2 separate regions of the Mus musculus genome follow, and region 1 is linked to region 2. The links are chromatin loops, found by intact Hi-C in ENCODE. Cell type or tissue: left cerebral cortex. All regions are shown on one strand. Region 1 overlaps Gabra4 (gamma-aminobutyric acid (GABA) A receptor, subunit alpha 4). Region 2 overlaps Gabra4 (gamma-aminobutyric acid (GABA) A receptor, subunit alpha 4).

Evidence for each region. A loop is a pair of places that touch in the nucleus more often than their neighbours do. Peaks named below come from ENCODE experiments on the same cell type or tissue, not always from the same donor. Only the 100,000 strongest peaks of a DNase experiment are listed, where the experiment ranks them.
Region 1: a loop joins it to region 2, with 4 times the contacts of the local background. A loop is called at or near these places in 3 of 42 quality-filtered maps.

Annotation. Positions count from the first base shown.
Region 1 is chr5:71,654,734-71,657,233 of GRCm38, forward strand. Gabra4 (gamma-aminobutyric acid (GABA) A receptor, subunit alpha 4) reads right to left here. Exons shown (of 9, transcript NM_010251.2): 2 at 2,438-2,500. Among named protein-coding and RNA genes, the nearest start is that of Gabra4, 2.3 kb to the right of the region's middle. In left cerebral cortex, no CTCF peak of the experiment used is centred here; DNase peaks (open chromatin) are centred at 1,261 and 2,232; H3K4me3 peaks cover 1,561 bases; H3K27ac peaks cover 731 bases.
Region 2 is chr5:71,602,819-71,605,318 of GRCm38, forward strand. All of the region lies in intron 8 of Gabra4 (gamma-aminobutyric acid (GABA) A receptor, subunit alpha 4), which reads right to left. Among named protein-coding and RNA genes, the nearest start is that of Gabra4, 54 kb to the right of the region's middle. In left cerebral cortex, no CTCF peak of the experiment used is centred here; DNase peaks (open chromatin) are centred at 984 and 1,610; H3K27ac peaks cover 2,494 bases.

The DNA of each region.
Region 1 (2,500 bases), 52 kb after region 2:
CCTGCTTACAGAGAACGGCCCATTTCTGAGGAGCCAATCGTCTCACCACAGATATCTATGAGCAGGGTGAAAATATCCCTTAGACTGCAAATTTTTTTGTTTGTTATTTTTTGTTTTGTTTTGTTTTTTATTTTTTTTTAATTAGGTATTTTCCTCATTTACATTTTCAATGCTATTAGGCTGTAATTTTTATGGTAACTTCGTTAGTAATTTATCATCTGCTAACACTCAAAGTAAGATAACTGCAACCCTGACCCGTGATGGTTTATAGCAATGGTCAGGTGAATGAGGCAGATCACTCAACAATGTCAAGTAAGATGACTGATAATCAACTTGAGACACTTAGCCACGTTATAGTTGACGGAACCTAACTCTCTTATGGTCTTCCCGGTGTTATGGGAGAGAGCACATGGTAAAAATGCTTCTATATAGCAGATTCCTTTCTTCTTCTTTTTTTTTAATAAGTTGTCTTACAGCCAAGAGAACATATTTTTACTTTCAACACTTACTAATAAAGTCATATAGAACCAGCTATAAAATGTGCTTTCATTTATGAATATTTAAGGTACATATGAGCTATATTTTCCTACTTTTGTATTTAAAATGTGAGTTTAAAAACCCTTCTGGGAAGACAGAGCCTCTTCTATTGACATTCTACAGAGTCAAGTGGTAATCACGTGATCTAGAACATTCTCCACAAAACTATTTTTGATCTAAAATGATAATTTCCTAGTCACTTAGGAAAGCTCACATTTTGACAACTGATTCACTTCTCTAATGAAGTCTCTCTTCAGATTTGCATGAAGGCAAAGGTAGTGTGGGCAACCTATACCTGGAGAAACAACAGGGAAGAAGACAGGGAGAAACTTCCATCTTTCCCATCCATCTTTATCACTGGCAATGCAGACACCAAAGGAATCACCTCACTACTTTATAGAGTTACACCCCCCCCCCCAAAAAAAAAAAGCAAAGAAACGGATTGAAATGCTGGAGACCAGATCTCAGCACTGATGTGCTATGTGCCCCATGCAAATCATCTCCTTTAGTGTCCTCCTCTGCCTAGTCCTCACCCCAGTCTATCCAAGTCTACTTAACCCCATGATTCTTTCTCTCTCAGTCCACACTCCTTCTATCTCAGATCCCATGTGTTCCCCCACTCCAGGATCCTATTTTATCTGCTCTCCCACTCTCTCCCTCCCCCACTGCCTCAGCTGAAGGCAGAGAGCCCTGCCCCCATGCTTTAAGCTCACCCTCCCCCCTTGGCTCAGCTGGAGGCAGTGAGCCCCCTGCCACCATGCTTTAAACTCAGTCTACTACTTTGTCAATCCACTAGCTTTGTCCTGTAAGTACAAAATTCCACCCGGGGTTCAAGTCCATAAACTCAAGTTACCAAACCTGTCAAATGGGGACAGCAACAGCTTTTCCTTGGAGTTGCCATGAGAGTTAAGAGTGATGTATACAAAGTGCCAATCTAGTTGAAATTAAAGAAGCACACTAATAATGGTTGTCTTTGTTACCATTCCTATCAGTTCGGACTTTGGGCTGTTTTAAGTCTGGGGTCCTCTGGTCTAACTTATTTACAGAAGGAAGAGCAGTACTTTGCTTTCAGAAGAGTGAACCAAGCCAAGCAGTCTTACGCAGTCACTTCTCCCTGATGAGCAGGACTGCTAAACTGGACTGAGGTTGAGTTCTTGCAGGTTTCAGCGCCTAGCAGCAAGCTTGCCATATAGATACCGCCGCATATGCAAAGGAACTATGGTTTGAGAACAAATGCGCCTTGAATGTGTGTCTCCCTACTATGCACTTCACAGGTATTGATGGAAGGCGGGAATACAGATAATCACTTCTGAAGCTTTAGAAGAGAAAGGCCAAAGACCAGCTAGCTCCTCGAAGAAAGTGAGAAGATAGCTGGAAAGGAAGGACAGGGCTCCCCAGCAGAGCAGCCAGCTTCAGCTCTGTGCCCCAGATTCCTGTCCTAGCTAGAACACAGGTGAACCCTTGGCAGAGACAGGGACACGTGGGAGGAGAAGACCTGAGGCCAGCTGCTTCTGGAGCAACAATGTATACCTGGGCAAAGTGGACAGAGTCAAGGAAAATCCATACTCAAGCTCACAGAAGCCAGGCAAGCATGGGGCAGCAGCTCGGAGTTCATTTTTGACTTCCCTGCCTCCCCCACCCTGCAGTCAGGTCTCAAGAGGTAATTAGTGTGGGGGAGGCCAAGCTCCTGAGGGGGCGGGGAGATGGGAAAGTACGGATGGAGGCGGTCTTCTTGTCATAGGTCTCACTGAGGAGAGGAAGAGAGAAAGGGGGGAGGCGCTCGAGAGAATGACTGGTTTTCATTTTTGCACGTGAGGCGTACCTAATATTTCCACAAATAGACAGGCAGACCAGAGACGGACAGACAGAGCACACTTGCATGTTTTGAAACAATCCGTACCCCCAAATCCAGGACGCAGCCTGTTGTCATAACCATCCAGCAAACTGTCCAGAATACGGGTAA
Region 2 (2,500 bases):
TACAGCTGCAATGCTATTTAAAACTTCCATGAATATCTCCACAAAACCAAGAAAAATTTAAACTGAAATCATGCTCTCAGGAAGGACATAGTAAAATATGACCCTATGGGAGGAAATTATAGGAAACAAAATATAGTTGTTATTTTAACGTGGAAATTATAAAATGAGACATGTGACTTTTCCTCAGAGGTAGAAAAGCACCTGAATTACTAGGAAAGTCAACCTTCAGGCAATTTCAGGAGACTTGGTAGACATTTGCAGACTGTCTTTAAGTCATTTGTTAATAGGCTCCAGCAATGTGAAGAAATGCCTCACTTTCTGTTGTGATAAAATTGAAAATGGATGGAGAATAAACACTAGAAGCAATTTGCTAGACACTAGGCAGTTGGAAAGATGCAGCATCATCACTGTGGAGAACTGAATTTTGAACCCTACTGCCAATACTAATTAACCCCCAATCCTTATTTCCCACAGAATTTCAAGGGCGGAGGTGAAGACTTCCAGTAATCTACAGTGATTCTAGTAACAAGTAGAGGATGCTTTAATTTCCTGCAAGCAGTGGTATCATCTTCAGGCTGTGATCAAGCCATCCCATTCTAGTCCCTTAAGATCTCTTCGCTTCACTGTGTAATGTTAATACTTCCTTGAATCCCATGGAAGTGAAAATGTTCAGACTGTGGTTTTCTGCATTGCAACCCGCATCCCCCTTGCTTAAAATATTCCATTTCAGTCCTGACAAACTACCTGACACATGAAATTATATTGGATACCAGTCACTATTATTTTGTATTTTGAAGCTATTTATTCTGAAGCTACTGGTAAAAACTAGCTGACGGCATCTCTGGAAGATCCCAGAAATCACTGACCAAAGAAAGAGCATCATGAGAACTGTTTTGTATTCCACGGAGTGCTATGAAAGTCCTACGGTTCGTGGTTTGCTAAATTTTAGCTTCTTATGTAACAGGGTCTCAAAGCTGAAACTAAGTGGATGCTTGGTAAAGTGTTGACTCACATCCAATAAAGCAATGGCCAACATCCCGTGGGCATGAGAGGATGGTTGTAATATATAAAAAGAAGTCCAAACAGCCTGATACCTTGCATGGAACCTGGCACAAACAAAGCATCCAACAAACATTTCTTGAAAGACTGAACAAATGAATTTGCACAAGCATGAGAGCCTTTGGCAGTGCTGAGAGGACCACATACATGGCATAAGCTATCATTTCATCACAAAGCATGATTAAAGAGCCATCAGAGGAAACCAAACTTAATCAGATTATAAAGTCTTGTGAAATTAATAAGAGAAAATGCAATGCCATTTTGAGTTCTTGTTATACTTTGAAAGGCTGCTGGTCCCTTGGTTTAAAAGTACCTTTCTAGCAGACTGAAATCAGTATTTTTTTTGTCTTTCTCATGTTGTTCTTTCCTTTGTTTCTGTAGGAAACAGTGACTTCCAGGGATCCAAGATGACACAACACAGATTGCCAAATTGCATGCCACCCTGCAGTTGCCAAGGAGATAATGTATGTCATTCCTACAAATAACATGTTGCTCATGCCTTCGTTTCCTTTATCTAGCTTTTTAAGATATTTTTCGCCTGAGCGAAATGCAGATTGTGTTCACCGTGAACTGATGGAAACATTCTGTTTTAAAAATTTTGTTTACCCCATTCCCCCAAGGCACTGGATCGCATTACAAATGCCGCTTTTGGACGGTCTGAACATATTTTACACTGATTTTGGAACCGGTGATTCAGCAGTTTTTACTGGGGGTGGAGGGCATCCTGAATACTGTCTGCCTGTGTTCTAAGTAAAAGTCCAATTAAATCCACACCTGGCACTAAAATATTCCAGTTTGAAATGGCCTACCACCAAAGCAGCTGCACTCAGTTGAATGTCAGTGGAAAAGAAGGGAAGCAAAGGGAGATGAAGGAAAGGAAGAGGACTGTAGAAGGACAGAGGATGAAAAGGCAGGATAAAAGGAAAGAAAATCAGCAGGCACTTACGGAGCACCTGCTGTGTCTCGAAGAGGGAAAAAAAAGAATTGGTCAATTTTAAGATACTGGTGGACATGCTAATTAGCAAAAGGCAGGCACAGTGTTTGCACCTGGGTACAGGTGAGTTGATTAGGACAGACTGCCTCATAGAGGACAGCATACCCAATGACCCCAGAACAGTGGGCAGGAAAACAGCAGCCCGTGAGATCCTAGGACTGAGCTATAAAACTTCCAGGGTATCTTGCTTGATGGCAGTAAAAGTGGCTGGAATCAAAATCACCCGAAAGACATCTTTACCCCAATGCCTCACAAACAATTCTTGAGTTTTCAGCTTGACTATCCTACGGTGTAATGAAAATAGTAACATCCAGTGATAGGGTATTGCAAGGGGTGTTGTGTATAGCCATTTGAAGTTGTGTCCTTATCATCTTATTCCACTACCTTCTCTCAGTATTTCCAGAGAACTCTGCCCCAGAAAAAAATGTTCTCAGAACTCCAAAATAT